Linked DNA regions of Mus musculus: region 2 is linked to region 1. Evidence: chromatin contacts called from ENCODE Hi-C data. All regions are on one chromosome and are shown on one strand. The core of a region is the stretch at or near the end of the contact, and the rest is flanking DNA. Distances in the headings are between cores, read along the strand shown.

The links. Hi-C counts contacts between places; a loop is a spot of excess contacts on that map.
Region 2: a map of T-helper 17 cell shows a loop between it and region 1 (6-fold over the local background). The contact joins the promoter of Dnajc2 here to the promoter of Cyp51 in region 1. A Hi-C loop is called at or near these places in 2 of 37 maps with a recorded cell type or tissue (T-helper 1 cell and T-helper 17 cell).

The regions. Positions count from the first base shown.
Region 1 is chr5:4,102,271-4,107,375 of GRCm38, reverse strand. Cyp51 (cytochrome P450, family 51) reads left to right here and starts at 2,679. Exons shown (of 10, transcript NM_020010.2): 1 at 2,679-3,242; 2 at 4,350-4,448. The coding sequence starts at 3,069.
Region 2 is chr5:21,781,852-21,787,280 of GRCm38, reverse strand. Dnajc2 (DnaJ heat shock protein family (Hsp40) member C2) reads left to right here and starts at 2,116. Exons shown (of 17, transcript NM_009584.4): 1 at 2,116-2,292; 2 at 4,044-4,234. The coding sequence starts at 2,229. Psmc2 (proteasome (prosome, macropain) 26S subunit, ATPase 2) reads right to left here and starts at 534. Exons shown (of 12, transcript NM_001368661.1): 1 at 397-534. The coding sequence starts at 466.

The DNA.
Region 1 (5,105 bases), core at 1,430-3,929:
CAACAAGCCTGAAACAGGCTGAGCCAGACCTCGACTTTGTTGCCACTAAGGAGATTACCTAGGGTGGAGCCTGCCTCCCTAGATCACTCTATTGTTCAGCCACTGTCCCTGCTGCTACCTGCTGGGAATCGGCCAAGCTATTCCGGAGACTACATCCTACCCTTCACGTGGTCATCTGCAGCTGGGCTCCAAGGATGAATTGGCGGGAATGGGCCTCCCCTCTCCTTTATAAAGTGTGTCCGCCATTAAACATTTGAACCTTGAACAGACTAGCATGTCTTGGTTCCATTATTTCTCTACCCGCCTAGGTTCCCTCTTTTCTTCCAGCTCCAGGTTGCCTCCCAGGCTCGAACCCAGACATGAGAGCTACAGGCCAGCCCCAACAAGGTGATAGTTATGAAATATTACAGCCAGCAAGTTTTTAAACTTTTTTTGATGATTACCATTATTTCTGACAACTTGCCATGATTTCTTTACATTATATCCAGTGTGTCAAGACTTTTAGACTTGTATAAAGACTTGTTTTACACATTTTTATTTTCTAACATTGAGTCTACAAAAATGCATTACAAGTAACTTTTGTTTGTAAACATTGTGTACTGAAACTTTGTCAGTACATACAAAAATACTCTTTGGGATCTTGGCTCTTTGGACCACATGGTAATCTGTAACTCATAACAATTTTGTTTAGTCTCATTAACTTGGGTTGTCATGGTATTTCAGGTTGTAGTTATAAAGCCAGCTACAGATAATTACCAATCGTGGTGATATACATTCATAGATTCATTTTGACAGGGTATTTGACATAGATCATTACTATGTAGACTTGGCTGTCCTTGAACTCACTATGTAGACCAGGGTGGCCTCAAACTCGCTGACATCCACATGCCTTTGCCTCCCAGTGTTTGGTATTATAAACTATAGTTCACTTTTTGACTAATCATTGTTTAGAGCAACTGTCATAATTATGCCTGAAAGTTTGTGATTGAAAAAATGTAATTACTATTTTATTGTATAAGATGGTATATGAAATATTGCCATACTTATACATGATACTCAAATTAATCTTCCTTAACTGTTAAGTTTTAGAATTTGGGCTGGCTGTGATGGCATATATCTTGGATCCCACCTATCAATCCAGCTACAGAGGCTTGTGGACCTCTGTGAGAATGAGGTCAGCCTAGTATACATAGAGGTCCAGGCCTGCCAGAACTGTAACTCAAAAACAGATCAACAGCATCATTTTTTTTTAATAACACTGTACCTTTGATCTTTATTTAAGGGTTTTGATCTTTTAGGATTTCCATATTTGAGATTCCTAGTGTGCAATGTTAAGGCCCACTTGCCCACTGACAGATAACATCCTGGTATTCTGGAGTCTGTTGTTCATGTACTTTCACTTCCGTAGACAAGGTTGGTTGCACCAGCTGCACAGGAGGTGCTTGATGATACACAGGCAGGAGATGCATTGACTGGAAGGATGCTTGTCCCCAGTGGACTAAGGCTGGAAGCACCATAGCTTTGTGGGCTTGGCCTCTACAGGCACCTGTCTAATGTAGCTTGAGGCCATTCTTTGGGAATCATGGGTATGGACCTGGCCAGTGTCCATCTTCCTGGCCAGTATTAAATAAAGCTTTCTTTAATTGGATAATTGTGGAACTGGTCTTTCCCCTAGCAATTTTCAAGTTCAACAATGGCCTGAAGTCACTCCAGTAAGTCAAGACGTAGCACACAAGACAGGCTTAGAAATGAGTGAGCAAAATTCCTGTTGTAGATACTACTGCCAGAAATAAAGAGGCTCTTACCTACAGCAGTGACAATAAAAATGGAGTGTTACAAGATTTTGTGACTGATCTGAGGCAGGAGGATATTGGTATACAGCAGTGTCCATCCTATATAGACTTCCTACTAGGCACTTCCTACATAGGCAGGTGGCAGTCACCCTAGGGAAGAGGTAATGAGTGGGCTTCACTGACTGACTACGATAAAATGTGAGCTCTCTAGGTGGAATTATCTAGACGGTGGCTGGACCATCTTACTCATTCCTGGAGGTGCTTGCAGTTTTGCCAATCACTGCACAATCATCTCCAAACTTAGCAAAAAATCTAGCTCTTAACCCTGGTTAAATAAATAAATGTACCTGCCAAAGATCTGGAAGGAGGGTTAATTTGGAAACATGTCATCAGAGGTGCTTTATTTGTAGTGAGATCAGGGTAACTCCTGCTTCAGATCCAGCTATCAGAACAGGAGTTTGGGGACATCTGCCTCAGTTTACTTTATGGCCTGTATTTATTTTAAAAGACTTGTCTTGGTACAGCAGCACACCAAACAACTATCACTTGCTAGCAATGTGGCCCTACACGAACAACCTGTCAAGCAGATTGTACGGGTGATCCGATGGTCTCACCCTCCAGGTTGCATCTGCAGGAGTGTTTTTTTTTTTTTTCCAAGATTCGTGGTGCAGGGCTCACGAAGGGCTGGTCTCACAAAGCCCAGAGGTGACATCTCCGCGAATAGCCGCAGAGGCGGGCGCCCCACGGAGGGGGCGGTGCCCGGGCCGCCAGCTCTGCTGACGCCACATAGGCCGAGATCACCTCAGCAGCGCGTGGTGCAATCACAGAGCGCCTTCGCCTCTGCCGCTGTCCGCCACCAATCTGGTCCTGAGATCCCTCCGCCAGGCTCGTCCGTGCCCGCTGCCGGGGCCGTGCTCGTTAAGCACGCGGGACCTCGTGGTCTGCGGTTCTCGGGGCGCGATCATTTGTGCAGCCATCACTTTCTTCACCGAGTCCAAGTGCCACGGTAGAGCCTGCTTCCTCAGGTCCCCTCGGTGGCGCAAGAATCCCCGCACCTAGACGGAGGCGTGGCCACCAGAAGCCCCGCCCCGTCTGTGACGTCCTGGTGGCGCGCGAGCTGTCTGTGGGCGTGTGAAGGGCCCGGGCCAGACTAAGCCATCAGGCCGGGGCCGCCTCCCGACTTCTATCTGCCGGCTTCTCCTGCTCCATCTTTTCCGAGAAGCGGTGTGCGACCTCGGCCCCCAGCCTACCGGGCGGATCGAAGCGACGGTCGGGATGGTACTTCTGGGCTTGCTGCAGTCAGGCGGCTGGGTGCTCGGACAGGCGATGGAGCAGGTGACAGGAGGCAACTTGCTTTCCACGCTGCTCATCGCCTGCGCCTTCACTCTCAGCCTCGTCTACCTGTTCCGTCTCGCCGTGGGCCACATGGTCCAGCTGCCCGCTGGAGCGGTACGTGCACCTCGGGGTCCTCAGTCTGTGCCCCGGCTAAGCGGGCGGGCTCGGGGGGCGCTAGCGGTGGCGGGCGCGCGGGAGGCTGGGGTGGCGGCTGCAGACGCCCGTGCCTGATCTTTGCTGTTGTGGTGGTCTTTCTGGTCTCCTTGCTGGAACCTGAACTCGGGGGCTGTGCTGGCCGTCGCCGTTTCTGCTGTGATAGCGGCTTTGAACTTCTGGCTAGGATCCTACTTTGCAGCGTTTGTAGTCAGTGATGGATGTGCAGACTGGAGGCCTTGCTGGATGGATTTGGCTGGTCTGATTGCCTTGGCCATCCATGACTCTTAAGTGCAGAGCACTGTACTGACTTTACTGTTGGTTGTCAGAGGTGTTTGGGCTCTTTGTGAGGGCCTTGATGGCAAGTTAAGGGTAGCTGCATCCCCGGTGGCCATCACTCTTGATACTGCCCTGTGTGTTTAGTATACTGTGGGCTATTGGGCATAACGATGATTAATAGCAGTGTCAGGGAAATTGCAGACAGTTCATAAGTGACTTGAGAGTGTGGGAAGCGCTTTCCTGTGATGCTGTTAAAATACTGTTTCTCTAGTTTAGCGCTACACCAAACCACTAATTTCAAGCCTTCCAAATATAGTTCATGAATACCCTTGTAATCAACATTTGGTAGCTTTGAAAACCATCCCTTCGAAACTGACAATGGGATGTAAAAACTTAACCCAGCGTTAAGTTCCAACCAAGTTGCTTTAAAACTAATCTCTGAACCCAAGGGATCGATAGGCAGTTACTATTTCTTACTTTCATTAGATACATTTCAAAAGCTCACTATCATCATCATCATTTCTGAGATATTTATTATATCCCAGGGTGGCTGTAGAACTTGTTATGTAGCCAAGGCTCACCTTGGCATATCTTCCAGCCTTCACCCCTTGAGTGTGCAGTGCCTTCCTGTGTAGTCATTTCTGTTTTGAGTTCTTTTGAGGCTAAACCTTGTCTAACTATACTGTGTGTGTGTGTGTGGTTTTTTTAAACATTATTCTTAAGCAGGCTATCATATGAAACTTTCCTATTAATAAAATGAAAACTAAAATTTTCATTTTCTTTTTGCAGAAAAGTCCACCACATATTTACTCTCCAATTCCATTCCTTGGCCATGCAATAGCATTTGGGAAAAGTCCAATTGAGTTTCTGGAAAATGCATATGAGAAGGTAAGTCTTCGGAACAGACAGAGGCAGAGACTCTAGTGTAGAGAAGTGCTTTTCTTTAAATAGAAAGACATTTGTAAAAAGATTGTGCCCTCCCTGCTTATTGGCAGTATTGAAAACATAAAAGGAAAAGGCCTTGTTGGCTCTTAGCTTCCCAGAGTGTCTGTCCTGGGATATAGTCTCTGAGATGTGAGGAAACCTGTAGTTCTAACAATTACGTTTTTAAAAATAGTCTTACATTTTATTTTCGTGGATTATAGTCAGAGTTGACAGCTAGTTTCTTACTGATATATCTTTGGAATGTTGTGTCTTGTACCCCTGGTTCTGTCCATCCTGTGGGATCTCAGCCTCCACTTGGACGGTGTGGGTACTCAAGTCTTTGCTTCTTCCCTGTGAAAACAGTCCTTTGGCATCAGATCAGCCGTTTGTTCCAAAGACTGGCTCTGGGGTTCTTGTTAATTATTTCACTTCCCAATATTATTTAACTGAACTCTCTTTTGTTTTAATATCGTTTAAAATATTCTTTGAGAGTTTTATAAATGTATACAATGTATTTCAATCGTAGTCACATCCCACTTCCCTCTTCCAGTTCCTCCTTGTTCTCCCATGTCTCCCTCTCAACTTTATACCGTTTTCTACAAAACAACACACTGAGTCCAG
Region 2 (5,429 bases), core at 867-3,366, about 18 Mb before region 1:
AATGGCAATTCACTTCGTGGCTGGAATCATGGGGTCAAGATGAGAGTTTATCTCTTCTATCTCTCTTGTACCATCGTGTTTCAGGATTGTCGCTACACAGTGACAATCTGTAGCCAAGCTGCTACAACTGGGAAGGAGGGAACAGGGCCGGGAGGTAGAATTCACAGCCCACCTGGCTGGCCACTTTTTGAAGACCTGCAAGACTTCAGGAGATACAGAACCTCAGCGCCTGGTAAAATATTCGAGGGGGCGGACGTGAGGCAGACAGACAGACAGACGGGGCTGCGGCCCAGAGCGGTCACCGCTCGGATCTAAGGCCGGCAGGGCACCGAGGCGGCGGGAATCCTGCGCCTCTGCGGTGCCAGCGCCGGCCGCTCCCGGCCCGTGTCCTCTCACCTCGGATGGGCTTGTCGTCCTTCTCCTCCTCTTTGGTTTTCCGCTGGTCCGCACCTAGGTAATCCGGCATTTTAGAAGCCGCAAGTGCCTCCGCGTCTCGGTGATTACACAGCACCTTTCCCGCTTCCGCTGGTGTCTTCCCTTTCTCTTCCCCACCGGAAGTAGCTCCGCGCCCGGGCGCCGGTTCCCTGGACATCTGGGGACTGCACGCACGGCTGACGGGAGGAAGGGTTGTCTGGTGGAAGGAAACGCGTGTTCACCCCGCTCCCTCACAACTCCAGTCTTTTTTAGATACCCGAATAGGAACGTCCAAGATTAGCCCTAGCTCAGTTGATGACCTAAAATCGTGATTTAGTCACTAGTAAATAATACACATAGGCGGGTAGTTTATTTCATCTCTAAATAGTTTGCCTCGCAAGACTGGAAAGGCGCTACAGAGCAGGCCTTGTAGAATGCCTGGCAGTTTGGACGCAGTTAATTGGTGGCTAGATCTACAAATTGAATAAAGATAATGCATTTCTGTTAGGGAGTGTGTATCCAGGTTATACAAAGATCCACAACAAGAAAGGAATCTGGTTGTTATGACAGGAAAGGAGGAGGGAAGATTAAAAGATAGAGGGAAGGAAAGTAGGTAAAGAATTTGGACATATTTCTCTAGAGGAGATACACAAATGCCAATAAACGGACGCATGAAAGGATGTTAAAATCAAAAGCACGTCATTCTCTTTAGGATGGTTCCTCCTCCTCCTCCTCCTCCTCCTCCTCCTCCTCCTTCTCCTCCTCCTTCCCCTCTCTCTTTCTCTCTCTCCTTCTTAAGACTGGCTCTGCGTGGTCCTGGCTATCTAGCAACAGATCAGGCTGTCTGAGAACTTAGAGGTATCTGCTGCGACAAAGGCTGTGCGCCACCATGACCGACCCATGGATCACTATTATGTTTAAAAAGAAAGTTTGACCGGATGTTGAAAAAAAAAATAGATGCTGTTTACACTGTTGGTGTAAAATACTGCAGTGCTTGCGAAAAACTGAAAATAACTAAAATAAAATCTATATAAACTAGTTATCCTACTGCTAAATATCAAATGCCAAAAAGTTGGAAATAGGATTTCAAAGAGATCCGTGTACAGCCCTATTTATAGCTGCATTAGCAAAGGCCAAATGAAGAATAACCCAAGTACCCAAATACATAAGATGGGTAAACAAAAATGTGGTTATGGGAATATAGTATTATTTGGCCTTAAAAAAATAAATTCTGTGACCATTATACTAGTGAATACACCGCTCACATAGAGACAATGTTATAATATATAACATTATTAATATAACAATACAATGATATATAGTTATATGATTCCACTTTTATGAGGTACCTAGAGATTGGTGGTAGCTCAGCACTTGGGAGATTTAAACAGGATATTCACAAGTTAGAGGCCGGCCTGGGTGACAAAAGTGAGTGAAGTTCTTTTTCAAAATTATTTCCTCCGTCTTGCTCTCACGTGAAAAAACAAACAAAAAAACAAAACAAAAACCAAAACAATCCTTTTCACGTAGGAACTGATGCGTCTAGGAACTGTTCCTTCGAGCTCCTTGGTCTCCGGTCGGTTTAGAGTCACAGAGGAAGTAGGCGGCCGCGCGCATTGGCGCGAGGCCGTGGGGGTGGGGTTGGCGGCCGCGCCGTGCGAGCCCCATCCCGGAAGTGCTCACTGGTCGTCTCCATGCGCCGGCTCCGGGGCGTAAAGCCTAGGCGCGAGGCTCAGACCACAGGTAGTGCGGACGCGGAGGGCCCTGCCTGCCGGCCGTGAGCCGCGGCGTCCGCGGGACCAGCCCCAACCAGCATGCTGCTCCTGCCGAGCGCCGCGGAGGGCCAGGGCACCGCCATCACCCACGCTCTGACCTCCGGTACGTGCCCACCAACCCAGTTTCCGCCCTGCCTCGGGCGCCCCTGCCCCAGCCCTGTCCCTAGCAACCCCTGGCTCGGTAGCCTTGACCCCGGCAATCTGCTCCGGGACTCGGGGGACTGTGACGAGCCCCTGCTGCTCAGTGCTGTAATTTGAAGTGTCCCCGGTTTCTCGGAAAGGAGGGTGGGGGCGTCTTCCTTGTGCACCTGTGGTTCCTTCATCCTGGTGAGGCTGCTGACTCACGGAGCGGGCTGAACAGCTGAGGACCGAGCCCTCCTGTACCCCGAAAGGCCCCCTAAGGCACCCCCCCTGCCCACGGCGGAGCGACCCCGCTGCACGCACCCGCGTGCCGGGAGAGATACAAAGCCTTGTAAACGCTGTTCAGCCCTTCGCCTCCACCTTTGCTCCCGGCTGTGTATTTTGCTTGTCGGAACTCAGAACTTCCTCATTCCGTTGGAAGCCCCCTGTGAATGCTCCTGGACAGCTTGGCGTACACCAAGGATGGTTAAAAGCACAACTTAGCCTCCTGCTGTAGGGGTTTTGGTTTATAGCCCTGCACGCCAGAAAGTATTTCAAGTGTCGGGTCTCTCATTTTAATGATCTACATTAATTCCCATAGCCGCTTACCGTGGGCACTTGTTGAATATAATTTTTAAATGTTTCCCATGGCACGTGTTGCGTTTGTGTGTCGCGGTAATCCTGTAGTGAGGGAAAGGCTTCCAAGACACGGTTTTGAAAGCCACGCCCCCGCTACTCAGCCGGTTCATTTTCGCGTTTGACTCCTCTCCTGTGTTAGGTGGAGGAAATCTTAATATCATAAGCCAGTTAAAACGTGAAAAAGAAAGGGTCTTAGAAAATGATGCCCACAAATTGTGCACCAGAAAATTGCCCTTTGATTTCTTAAGAAATTAAAATTATGATCTTTTTTCCTGACACAGATTACCATTTTTTAATTTCTGTTATACATATCTACAGTTATTTATTCCATGTTACTTTCTCTACAACAGTTTAAAGCTTTAAAACTGCATTCGAATATTCTAGGAACTGGGTGAGATAGGTATTGTTTCCATCCTGAAATGATTCAATCTGTTTCAAGAAATTTACAGTTCTAGATTAAAGCCCTGAAATTCTGGGTTTACATCCAGCCTGTGTTATTAAGACATAGAAACGGTAATGAGTTCTCAGCATTGGCTTGGAAAATTGTCTATTTCAACAGATTATTGTTAGAGAATCCTTAGAATTATTAACCATTTTAATAGCTAATCTGTTAATAATTAAGATCGCATGAGTGTGCAGTCTTTGTTTTTTGGTAGCTTTTTATCATTTTTTTTATTACTATTACTCGTTTCTTGCCTTCCCTTCTCACATCATCAGGAAAATATTGATTAGCTGCTGAAATTATTTTCTTATGCTTAAAAAAAATAACTGATCAAGTGTTTTTGAGTGCCACACAGCATGTGTGCAGAGATCAGAAGAAAAGTCCATGGAGTCAGGTCTCTCCTACCTTCATATGGGTTCTGGGCATTGAGCTCACCTCATCAACCTTAGTGGCACATCAACTGGAAGAGACTGCTGGAATAAAAAGATGTTACCAATGATAATTTGTTACCCAGGGTGCAACTGGGATTTTTATAGTTGGTGGTTTTAAAATTATATTCTGACATCATTGTTCTGCTCTCCCTAAGAAACTGTGTGGCCTTGAAATAGATGTGTTCCATGCAATAAATTAAGTCTTACTGTTCTCCCTCACAGCCTCTTCAGTCTGTCAAGTTGAACCTGTGGGAAGATGGTTTGAAGCTTTTGTTAAGAGGAGAAACAGAAATGCTTCTACATCTTTTCAGGAACTGGAAGATAAGAAAGAGTTGTCAGAGGAATCAGAAGATGAAGAGTTACAGTTAGAAGAATTCCCCATGCTGAAAACACTTGATCCCAAAGATTGGAAGGTATTTGCTATGCAGAGCTTTCGCTCATTCAGAGCATCAAACTTAGGCTGCATTCCTAGTTTCCCATTAGTACCCTGTATTTTAAGGCAGTTCAACATGATAGTCATAAGTAAGCTCTTAATTGCTAAGCCCATAGTATGCTGTTTCAGCCATAGCTGTCAAGCAAGCCTTCACAGCGAAAAGTAATGTCTCTGGGAATGGTGATGTGCACCTATAAACGGAGGACTTGAGAAATGGAGATGGGAAAGTTAGAAGTTCAAAGGCCTTGACTACACAGCAGTTAGAGACTAGCCTGGGCTACATAAAGCCCTATCTTTTAAAAAGCAGACAACAAACTCCAGCAGATCTTTAAAACAGGAGTGGCAGTTAATGAAGTAGAGAAGGGAAAAAAGGCATTCTGGGTAGAAGACAGAATACCAGAGACACAGGAGTGAAGAATGTCTGACCACACATGGGGGATCAAGGCTGTGGAAAAGTAGGCCCAGAAAAACCTAGTCTAGATGTTTATGCTATATTTTTAAAGCTATATTTAGGAATGAATTAATATCCTTGAAGACATTAAGTCATCAGCGTTTCCCAGGCTAGCCTCAGGGAGATAAGTCACTGGAGTACGTGTAAGACTGTGTAAGTTCAGCCCCAGAACCCAGTTTAGAAAGTCTGGGGATTTGGTAGGGGAGCAAAGGGGACAGGAAGAATCAGAAGACTTGAGGTTCTGAGCAAAGCACGTTATGTAATCCCAGCACTGCGGTGGAAGAGACGGCTGTGTGTGCTTACTGATGAGCTAGTCCAGATGCAAGGTGGACCCCAGGCAAGTGAGAGACTGACTGGAGGAGGGAAACGCTTGACTGCATGAGGAATAACACTTGAGCGTGTGGTCTGGCCTCCACGTGCACACACACACAAGCTCACATGTCTCTAAGGTTGAAAAGAACCATTCTGTTGGCAATGTGGAAACTGAGTAATGTTCTGCACAGGCAGAGCCTGTTGATGGAGATGTGTAGCCAGGGTTGGAGGAGTAGACTAATGGTAGCCAGGGCTAGGATGCAGACTAAGGAACGTTGCAGGGAGTTTTGGGTCGAAATATTAGTAAAGTTGTCTTATAGTTGGTTGGACATTGGTCTGTGGCTCATTAAGAGTCTTTTGGACTCATGTGCATAAAATATCAAGAAGGCTGTATTGTCATCCACGACTGGCG